Linked DNA regions of Mus musculus: region 1 is linked to region 2. A link is a contact called in ENCODE Hi-C or POLR2A ChIA-PET data. All regions are on one chromosome and are shown on one strand. Each heading gives the region's core, a stretch centred on a gene start or an enhancer-like site at or near the end of the contact. The rest is flanking DNA. Distances are from core to core; before and after follow the strand shown.

Region 1 (5,802 bases), core at 640-3,139, 46 kb before region 2:
GATGTTACCTAGCAAAGGGGAGCCATATGTGTACCGAGTACCCAGGAACTGCCTCAACAGGGCAATGCCAAGCAAGAGTCACCCATCAGTGTGCACCACAGTTGATTAGAAATTTCTGAACGTTGTATACAGAAAAAATAAATGGTCTTTTCAAGCCAAAAAATCAGATCTATATGACACAGAAGGCAAAGTTAAACCAACATCTCTAAAATGACTCTCATGTAATCCATCAAACCACACTTTTAGTAGAAGCTATACTTCCCAAGCCATTCCTCCAACTCTAACACTGTGTATAACCTTAAAAAGGGACCCTGAAATGAGTTATGTTTACTTTCATATTTATGTTACTCCCAGAAAATAATTATTCAAACACAGTATTTCAACTAAATTCATCTCATAATAGAAGCATTTGAGACCATTAGGGCTTTATCAACTTCAGTTATAAACTTGGAGTTTTTCCTAAACTGAGATAATCTCCACTCTCCAACAAGTAGAAATAATTCTCATAGCTAAACTCAACAGTAATTTAAGTGAGAGCTGAAGAGATGGCTCAGCAGTTGAGAGCACTTGCTACTTTGACAGAGGACCAGGGTTCAGTTCCCAGCATCCACAGGAGGGTCACACCGACCTGTCCTCCAGTTTAAGGGAATCTCACCTCCTGGACTCCTCCATGCCTGTGGTACACATGAACTCATGCAAGTACACACACACAAAGACACTTTTAAATAGTAATACGTTTATCAATCTACTGGGTGAAAGAAATTGTGTGATACATTGAGAAATATTAAAGATGATTTTGTAGAATGTATGAAAGCAAATAAGATAATTTATTTGAGCATCTGTAAACAAACAAACAACTTTGGAGTGACCGGGCAGAAAAAAGCTGAGCTATCATAATCAAACATTAATACTTGCTTGTAGTACTTTGTAGACAAACAAAACAAAACTTGAAATAATTTAGATAAACACTTAACACAGTAAGTGGAAATAACAGTCTACCTTGCCTGTACATTCGATTCATCTGTGGCTGTCTGCCTACATTAAGCTTAAAATTTAAACTGACAAGTTCTATAATAAAGCTGTTATCTACAGTTAATTGAAGAATGCTCCAAACAGACACCACATATAATGTATATTGTGATGGTAATGTCACTGATGTTTAAGCTGAGAAGCTGACTCTGAAGGCTTCGTCCCCTCTCCATTTCAAATCTAAGCACGCTTGTCTCAGTGTCCTCTAAAGCCTCTTGTCTGGTAATGGGCTGGTCCCCAAACTGTGATTAGAGCACAAGAATGAAAATGTCACGCCCTTGACAACTGAACTCCTGATAAAGTAAAAAACGCTGCGTCCTTAAACACAACTGGAGCAAAATCTAGGACCGGAAAATGAGCGGGAATTAGAGGGGCAGTGGCCATAAAGAAACTGTATTTTCACTTCTCGCACCAAAGGCCCAGAGGAGGAAGCAAGCACTGCTCTGCTGGGCTCTCCATACCCACGGGATGCCCGCGGCTTTTGCCCTCTTCGGGGTCCAGCCTCTCTAGGCCCAGGTCTCTCCTCCGCATGCCCCGGCCTCCCTCCCGCAGGAGCAGCCTCAGTCTCTCTTCCCGCACGCCCTGGCGTCTCCATCTACACTTGCTCCCGGCCTCCGTCCCCATACGCCCGGCCTCACCTGGACAGTGAGTCCTCGCTGGGCAGCCTTGCCGCCGGGAGCTGCGCGCCGAGACTCTCGCAGCTGGAGCTCTTCTCCATGGCGCGAGAAACTGGAGGCCGCTGCGCCCTCCGCGGCCGCCGGCGCGAGATGCAGAGGGAGGAGCGCACGGGGCCGCAGCCGCGGTCAGCCCCGCGCCAGGCAGGCTCCGAGACCGGAAGCGGCCATGTTCCCCCAGCCTGCACTGCGCGCGGGGGCTGTCGGGAGTCGGGCCCCGTGGCGCTACAAAGCGGAGCGATGCGCATGCGCCTGGCCGCCCAGTGAGAGTCAGCTAACAGGAAAATCTCCAGAAGGAAGAGGACACTAGTATGTCAGAGAAAACACAAGATGTGACGGCTTGGGAGAGGTGGACTCGAGGAAAATGAGAGGAATGTGGGCGGCCTGTGGGATGAGGGGGTGAGGTATTTAAGGGTGAGGTTAGAAGTAGTGATGTGAGATCATACGTGATGTGAGAACCCATTTTGTAACGGTAACAGTGAAGCTAAGCAGACTGATCCCACGGCCTCCAGTTACCTTGCATTTACATCTGCTTCCTTCTGTGTAAGTATATTAACCTCACAGAATAACTATTGATAAATATAAAACGCCTAAAGCAATGCCTGCTTAAGCACTCAGACAGTAGTCAATATATAAACAACCTAACAAACTTAATAAATGGTAACTGTTAATGAAAGAAAACTAAAGGATGACAGACCACTAACAAGTGGTTTGTAGGAGAAAGATAGTAACAGCTACCCTGAATGGGGAGGGGAAGGGAAATTTCCATCTCTGAACAGCGTTATACAAAGGAAAGTGAGAATGGAGTTGAATTTTCAGGCCTCCAGTGACAAAAGTATGGGTTAAAGTGGCTTGAAAGTGTGTCTGTAGCTGATAAGCACATTGACACCAACCTATAAGGCATAGTAAGTATTGAAGTGAGAATGAGGGAGAAGCTGCTAAAATCACAAAAAGAATTAGACAAAAACACTACTGAATGTCATGATGTAACATGGAGAACAGACTTACCTCCGGTGTGCTGCTTCATATTCCCTTACAAAGCAGGAAGGGAGTGTGGAGATGGAATGTGATAAAGGAACAGAAACTGGGTAAAGAGGGAATGTTAATACCCGTGACTTTCTGTTACTCAGGACACAGGAAGGAAAGTACTGGAGGAATTTCTCTAATTGTGACTCTGCCTTAAACACCTCACACGTCTGGAAAGCAAAAACACAAAGATTATTTCTGTAAATAAAAGAAACTTTTAAAAAAATCCTGCTAGGATAAATATAATTGTGTTCTTACAAACTAGATTTAATTTAAAACTTGGTTTTAAAACACAATCATAATTTATAGAACCAAGGAAATAATTTGTGTACTAGCTTTCCTTTACAGTATTCCCAATGAAAGATTTATTTTGGCTGATGGTTTCAAAGATTCCAGTCCATGGTCACTTGGCTCCATTGTTTTTTGAGCCTGTGATAAAACAGAAAAGCAGAGCTGGGAACACGTGATAGAAAAATCTGTTCATCTCCAGGTGACCAGGATAAATGATAAGCAATTATTTTCATCTCTGAAATTTTTCAAGAGATTTTAATTGCACCTCTCTGATAGCCCAGGAAAATAAATAGTGAAATGAAACACTTTGACAAACACAAATATCTGTAAGATTCACGATAGAATGCATCTATTGCTTCTCTTTCTCTATCAGACTTTTTAAATGCTAATGATCGCCTAACACTTCAACTTGTGTCTTCCCAACTATGAATGTTGAAGAAGAATGAACCCTTAAATGAAAGACCCATTTCTAGCACTGTATTGGTTATTACAAACCTGGCTTCCTGGTAATATAACTTGTGCATGACCCTCTCTAGTTATTATGGAACAGTATCAAATGGAGAGGGGTTGCAACCAGAAAAGTCTGCATTGCAATCCTGATTCTGTCACTAAACTTACTTTGAATGTTTGTTGTTCATCTCTGACAACTGAACAGGTTGTTTTTCTTAACAGTCAGTTGCACAGGAAGTTCTTAGTAAATAGATCTGTTGTTATTGTTGGTTTTCTTCCCCAAGCACTCTAGCTCTACATCTAACCGGAATGAAGAAGAATAAAAAAGCAAAGAATAATTTCAGATGAAGTTTAAATCACTGCATTATTTATCTCACGCATTGCTTGTTATGTCATAAAGCCAGGAAATATGAACCTAAGACTTTTTTACACCCCAGATGCCTCATTTTTTTAAGAATACTTCAGCATCAGGTAATGGCTCAGTAAAAGGCTTGCTGTCCAACTATGAAGATGTGAACTCCATCCCCTAAGGACCTACATGGAAGGAAGGAAGGAAGGAAGGAAGGAAGGGAGGGAGGGAGGGAGGGAGGGAGGGAGGGAGAGAGAGAATGGGAGGGAGAGCTTCATGGCTCGATTGTAATCTCACTGCCAAGAGGACAGAGATGGGTGCATTCCTGCTTATTCACCTGGCCGGCCAGTCTAGTCAAATTGAGTTCAGGCAAAAGTGAAGGAGTCTGCCTCACAAAACAAGAAGTATGGTGAGCTAGTCAGTTTCTGTCAACTTGACCCAAACTAGAGTCAGCTGGGAAGAAGGAACCTCAATTAAGGAATCCCCCATTGGATTGGCCTGTGGGCATGACTGTGGAGCATTTTCTTGATTAATGATGAGTGTGGGCAGGCCCATCCCACTATGAGCAGCACCATCCCCAGGAGGGTGGTTCTAGACAACACAATAAAGCAAGCAAGCTTAAGGCTGGAGAGATGGCTCAGCAATTAAGAGCACTGACTGCTCTTCCAGAGGTCCTGAGTTCAATTCCCAGCAACCAGATGGTGGCTCACAACCATCTGTAATGGGATCTGATGCGCCCTCTGGTGTGTCTGAAGACAGCTACAGTGGTCTCACATAAATAAAAATCTTTTTAAAAAAAAGAAAAAGAAAGTTGAACCAGCCAGGCCCACCCCTAAAATCTACATCATCTGTGAACTGTTAGAATTCTTGAAAGGGCTGGTCTTGCTGCAGGATCTTCATGGCAAAGGACCATAGCAGGATAACCAGGAGGAGTCCTGGTGAAGATCCAGTAGTGATGCTGTTGAAAGGCCAAATCTTTTAAGTTCAGACTCCATTTTAGAGAACCTGACCTAAGTTTGAACTCAGATAAACTAACAGGCTGGTACCTAGCATTAGTTTCCAAGTTATTCCCCCAACAAAACCTGCACCTCCAGGTTACAAGGCCCCCCCTTGCCTAATGCCACCCATGTAGAAGGGAGCAGAAATTTAAGTTTATATGACTCCCAGCACCAGCCAATTATGTTAAAGGCCACAGTAGCTTTCCAATTAGATGTTTGCACACTTACCACCACCACCACCTCCTGTTTGCTGTTTACTATAAAGCCTTGATAGATATTCCGCCACACACACACCCCAAAAAAACCATCCTGTGTGATGGTGGTGCCCTGGGGACACCTGAGCTACCTCGAATAGAATAAAGACCCTGCTGTGAGTTGCATCAGATTGGCCCTGTCTGTGTCTTTGGGGATCACTAACATTTGTGACAGAAACCAGAGACCTTGAACCAGACCAATGAGTATTGAAATGAACATTTTCAAGAGAAAGATATGTGGACAGAAGGGTATGTTGTGGGACACACTGTGAGACATTGTAGCTTCCACAAAGAGATATTTTGTATGTGTTGTTTTGTTTGTGTATTTTTTTATTTTCTTTGGGGAAGGGGCTTGCAAATGTGGAAGGGGATGGAGAGATGAGTGGGAATGGAATACATGATGTAAAACTCACAAAGACTCAAAAGTTGAAAGGAAGGAAGAGAAAGAAAGAAGGGAGGGAGGAAGGAAGGAAGGAAGGCAGACAAACAAGCTAGCTGATCAGGTTGGGTAAAGCAAGACAGTAAATAGCTTTCTTTCATGGTTCTTGACTTCCTTCAATGATGAAGTGTGATGGGGATTCATAAGCCAATTAAGCCCTTTCCTCCACAAGACACTTTTGGTCATGGAGTTTATTATAGCAGCAAAGAACCGAACTAGGTCAGGCACCCAAAGCAGAGGAGGCTTCCATACATATGTGCATGTGCCCCTATGCAAGTACACAGATTTCCAT
Region 2 (5,664 bases), core at 2,651-5,150:
TTACTCCACACAGCCATGTAACATTTCAATATTTCCTGCAAGACAAATAACAACAGAGAAGTCAAACCATATTTATCTACTAGATGACAGTCTGCTGCCTGTTGTTTAGAACAAGCATCTGTCTATTATGATATGGGATTGAAACAGGTCTCAAGTTCTATTGTACTTCCTTCACTGAGAAAAGGAACTTGGGAAGACCAATTTACACAATTAATTACACATCAGCATCACAGTTGTGTTTGGATAAACTGGATTACATATCCTGAAGTTCAGGCAGGGAAAAACAATCCCAATGTTTTACTATCAGGCTCAAGATTTTTTAAAACAAGCATGTAAAACAAAATGTTCACCACTGTGGTTCCCGCCAACCTTCTGTTTTGAGGTCTGTAGTTCCCCCAGACTTCAGCAGTTTGGCATTACAGTATCCTTGAAAAGCCCTGCTCAGAGCCTGCGGATCATCTTCCTTCCACCTTAGGAATTGCTTCCCAGGATCTCATCAAGGTTGATATCTTTCATCCAGTCGTCATTACCAGGCTCTGTCTTCAATAAAGAATCGATGAAATCAGCATCACTGTTTAGGGCAGGGCACATGCTGTCGCTCTGTTGGCTGAGGAAGTCAAAAGCTAAATCACTGCCATGATCAGGTCCTTGAAAAGCCCTGGAACTTTGGTTGGATGAAGGAAAAGCGTTAGGTGTCAGGGATGGAGGCTGGTTGGTGCCTGTCCTGGGATGATTCAATCCTGTCCCTGATGGGTTCATATTAGACAGGCTCTGGGCGGCCAGCTGATTGGGTCTGAGGTTCAACCCCCTGAGTGAACCCAGGGTTTGCCCATTTAATGCCTGATTCATTTGGTTCATAGGTCTCATTTGCACTGCTGGCGATAACTGGCTAGGGGGTGCCACTGCCCTCTGGGAAAATGGCTGGCTCCCTACTCCTGGTTGCAAAGACTGGTTTGGGGTATAGGCTGCAGGTGTACTTGTTGGGAACCGGACTCCTGTGGATTTGAGGGCTTCCTGTTGTTTCCCTGTCACCTCTTGAGAAGCCCAGTTTGTTGCTGTCGTGTTGGCTGTGATCATGACAGTTGATGACCTCTGGGCTGACATGCCTGACAAACTGTGAGCCAAATTTGGTCTCAATTGCTGTGAACTGCCAGCAGATCCAGCTCCAAAGGTGGCCACATTGTTACCGTTATTTGCCCCTAAGGGAGATGGCCGAGACATCAGAGGGTTGTTCTGATTTGTTATCAGTTGAGTTGTATTTCTCTGTTGTGTCAGCTGGTTCATTGTTGAAGTGACGTTGTAGGTGCCAGGCTGGTTACAAGGCAGGTTTCCATACATCCCTATGTTCTGAACTGTAGATAACAATGGCATTCTCATCCCATGAGACGTAGACATGAGGCTGGAGTTTGGAGTTAAAATGGTGTGTGTTGAAACTGGGTTTGTCAGAGCCTGGTTAGAGTTTAAACTCACTGTAGAGGAGCCACCTAAGACAGAGAAGAGAATCACATTCATTCATGACAGTACCACATCTCTTATTGCAGCTTGAACAACTTATCATCTCCAGAACTACTTTTGTGTGCAAGATGATTTAGACAAAAAACATATCAGAAAAGAACAGAAGAGATTTGGAAGGAAGCATTGTCCTGTGCCACTCCTTGGTTAAGAGCCTACACATTACAGAAAGCATAGTGAAATAGGATGGTTCTGTTTTATGGTTTTTATTTTGTCTTCTGAAGTCACTGAAGTGATAATCAATCTTTCTTTTTGAATTATTTTTATTATGTTCCAAATTCGAAGATTACAACTTTAGTTAGCTAGCTGTCATGAAATCCAGGTTACTCTTCACCCCAGGGTCACAATGAGGAAGTGGAGATAAATCCTATTCATGGCTACCACACTAATATTCCTAACCTTTGGCCTAGACAATCATGATTTATTCTTTATCTGCATCGCCCTCATTCAGGAAGCTGCTGTGAGTGGCTTCCCTGCATCCAAAGGGCAGACAAAGTTTCAAGCATCTGGACTTTGGTGTAATCTGGGCTCTGGCGATTATTTCCATATGGAAAGCCTGCTGGAGGCTGTGTGGTTACTACCGCACCTCTCTGGAACACACCACCAGCCACCTTTGCTCATCTCTTTCCTGCTCCCAGGATGGCCACTAAGTCCCCGAGCTTTATATTTTCCTCAGGTTTCAGACTGAGCCTGACGCTCTGATGTGAAGCTTTTCCTAATGTCCTGTCTTGTTTCTTCGTCTGCTATTTTCTGTTTGACCCTTCCATTGAGCACTAAGGTAATCCAGTAAGCCTCTAAAGAGTGAAACTGATGCCTGTCAACAAATGATTGGATGGGGGCAATCCCAAGTTGATGAACAGGGTGGCTCCATTCAACAGACAGTGACCAATAAATGCATTGAAATATCCCTGGCTCAGTAAGGTTTGAAGTAACCCTGGGAAATAAGATTAGAGGCAAAAATGGAGAGGAAAGAAGTCCCTTAGATAACTAAGCCACAAGGGAAGACCTTTGCTCTTGTTTGGTTTACAGCTATATTCCAAGTACAATGGCTGACAGAATCGTTGTCCAATTGAATTTTGAATGATTTAATGAAAGAGATTGAAGGAAGAACAAGACTTTCATTAAGATATGGAAACAGAAACACACATACACACATGCACACGTGTGAGATAAGAGTAAAGATCATGCCCACAAGTGACCACTTAAGAAACCACCTATTGGTTGAAGACAACACATTATGATGTACAACCCAAAAGACAGGACCAAGGCAGCACAGTCGCTTTGTTCTGTATTGCAAAGCGCATCCCTAACCAGACCACAAGTTCTTTGTGCAGGAGGAGTCTCTTCTACCTCCTCACCAAGATCCTCTATGGTGTGCTGCACATTGGTGTATGATCAGGCTAACTCAGAGCAAGGGGCTATGAATTTAAGCAATGTCATCTTTGCAGCTGAAGATTTTTGTGACAAAGGAATTTGTTCTATGCAAATAATACGGGGAAAAATAAGAAGTTTAAAAGCTGGAGATGCTGCTCAACAGGAGGATGCTTGCCGAATATAAGACCCTGGGCTCAAATGGTACACCCTAAGGAGACATATGAAAAAGGCAGCGGTTTTTTGTTTGGTTGGTTTGCATTTTACATTTGATTACTTCTGTGTGTGTTTGTGTATGTGTGTTGGGTGTGAGAATGCTGCCATACTCATGTGAAAGTCAAAAAATAATTTGTGGGAGGTGGTTCTCTCTTTCCAGTGTGGTGGTCTGTGGGTTGACCTTAGGCCACCAGGCTTGGCAGCAAGCTCCATTACCCACTGAGCCATCTTACCAGTCCAGAAAAGAGCATTTGAAAAGAGCCAAAGCAAAGGGAATTTCTGTAAAGCTCACAAGACAGCAGGTAAGACTTAGATGCCCCTAATGTGTAGTAGATATAAGTAGTGACATTCTTTTTGTTCTTTACCCTGATATAATAGCTGAGGAAGAATTGTTTCTGGACTAATGTTAAGATTTAAAGCAATATGAAGGGGGCTGTCTTGCTCTGCTGTGCCTGTTTTATTCTCAGAGTTACAGGAAGAAAATACTTTTACTTGCTTTGGGGTCAGCGGTGATATGCAAAAGACTGCTCTCAGGAGAAGCACAGGCCTTGCTTGGAAGGAGCGATTGGGTGGGTGTCCTTGTCCTGTGTCTGTCTTCCTCTCAGACAGTGCCCTGATATTTATAGCAATGTGGTCATGTGACAAAGCACATACTCTGAGTTTTCTTGCTGATGGAAAATCCACAGGAACACCACTGGCCAGAGATAAAAGTGGGCAGAGGCCCCAGCAGAGTGCTTTACAAGGGGGCATGGCTCCTCCTGCTCCCCCTTCCTCTCCCTGCCTGGAAAATGGATATGGAGGTGACTGCTGTGGTGGCTACAAGGCAGCCCTTAGGACAGGAGCCACTTGCTAAGGCAGCAGAAAGACAAAAGCCTGTACTCTGACAACACTGGGGAGACCCTATGCTCCCAGCCTGGAGATTCAGTTACCGCAGCTCCTTTCCACCCATTTCATTATGAGAAAGAGAGTGATTAAAAACTGTGGTTTTGTGACTTAAGCAGAATTCACCTTTGGTTAAGGGAGGCTTCATTAAAAACATGTTCTGCTTTTTAATAATTCCTGGTTGTCAGGGTGTACTGTCTTTGGAGGAGAATACTTGGGGAGATGGGCTCAAAGGCGGAATGAGGAAAGACCTTGTGAAAGTTGCCAGCACATGTTCTAAAAGGGAGATGTTTCTTCTTAACCTTGTACTGTCTGGGTCAAAGTCAACATTGGATGAACAAGGCAGTTAGAAAATATTCACGTTTTTAAGGTTCTCACAAGCAGTGAAGGTATTAATCACCGAGCAAGCACGAGAACTCATGAAAGGACTAAACGTGGAGCTCTCTGAGGTCAATGGGGTAAAGAAAGAATCTCATAATATAATTTGGGCTAGCGTGGAACTTACTATGTAGCTCAGGCTGGCCTTGAATTCACAGTGCTCCTCCTGCCTCGAGAGTGCTGCGAATACAGGTGTAAGCCACAACCCTGAGTTCTAGATGTTTGGCTATGAAAGCTAAATGGGAGCTAGAGAAAGGTTTAGGGCAGATTTATTCTCCAAGATGGAGAAAGAAAATAGGGGAAAGAGAATCGCTTTGCTTTTTCACAATTATGATTTATATTTGTTTCAAAGAACTCTTACCCGAATACTGAGCAGCTGGCTGCAGGGTGCCCGTATTTCTTCTTTGGTCTTTGTAGTCTGGGGGCGGCCTTGTCAGATGTCTGTTCATCTGATCCTGAGGGGAAAGTTTCTCCTTGAAAACACAAATGAAAACATATTGAATTGGATGAACACTTTTACACTAAAAACAATCTGCATGATAGTCAAAAAGGTACAAGTATAAGAATGACTTTTTGTAAGCACAGCGGTGTATACCCGAAATCCGCGAGCTCGGGAGTAGCGGCAGGAAGACCACAAGCTTGAAGCAAGCACAGCCTATGTAATGAGGACTCGGTTGGAGGAGCTGGGAGACTTCACTGTGCGGGTTTCGGGTTAAGTGGTAGTGTAAACTCAGAGGCAGGACTTTCGGTCTGAATCACTTCCTGTATGGAGCTGTCCTTTCTGCTCCTCCATACACTTCCGCCTGCTTTGTGTCTACTGAGCATGCTCCTTTCCGTCATTTGCTAATTAGATTCAATGATAACAAATGTCTGTGGGTTTGTTCTGTGTTGTAGTGTGTCTGATGAGCTTTCTTGTCTGTTGACTATGGAAAATAGTTGGCCAGCCAGATACAACAGAGAGCACCTGAGCTGTCAGTAACTTGGTCTGGCAGCCCCACCAACTCTCCACGGAAGAGGTTTCAAGAGACTTGCTAACCTTTCAGGCACCATAGGCACAGGACTTCTCTTCTACCTTCCCTTAGCAAATGTTTGAAGGTAATGGTGACTATTATCATTTAAAAGAGGACATGGCCAGTTTCATTAGGCTAAGTAACTTGCCCAGGGTCACACAGAAATACTACAGATACAACAAATTCCAGAGTTGGGAACTCAGAATCTTTCATGCCACTCAATAAAAGACCTTCTCAATGTCCTGTTGGAAAAGCACAGAATGTCCCAGAACCAGCTATCTTTAGATTTTTCCTA

The links. A loop is a pair of places that touch in the nucleus more often than their neighbours do. ChIA-PET counts read pairs that join two places held with the same protein, here RNA polymerase II (POLR2A).
Region 1: POLR2A ChIA-PET joins it to region 2 with 13 read pairs in embryonic stem cell. The contact joins the promoter of Mtmr2 here to the enhancer-like site in region 2. A Hi-C loop is called at or near these places in 2 of 37 maps with a recorded cell type or tissue (gastrocnemius and heart). POLR2A ChIA-PET finds 5 or more read pairs at or near these places in 4 of 5 experiments (Patski and embryonic stem cell).

What each region holds. Positions count from the first base shown.
Region 1 is chr9:13,745,266-13,751,067 of GRCm38, reverse strand. It overlaps Mtmr2 (myotubularin related protein 2), which reads right to left and starts at 1,889. Exons shown (of 15, transcript NM_023858.4): 1 at 1,668-1,889. The coding sequence starts at 1,747. Gm39291 (a long non-coding RNA gene) reads left to right here and starts at 1,866. Exons shown (of 3, transcript XR_870544.2): 1 at 1,866-2,246.
Region 2 is chr9:13,701,412-13,707,075 of GRCm38, reverse strand. It overlaps Maml2 (mastermind like transcriptional coactivator 2), which reads right to left. Exons shown (of 5, transcript NM_001013813.3): 4 at 4,721-4,832; 5 at 1-1,484. The coding sequence ends at 472. Among named protein-coding and RNA genes, the nearest start is that of Mtmr2, 45 kb to the left of the region's middle. Within about 2 kb of position 3,900, at least 1 of the 3 ENCODE cell types and tissues checked has a DNase peak (open chromatin) inside an H3K27ac peak, as active enhancers do; it is heart, where a contact is called at or near this core.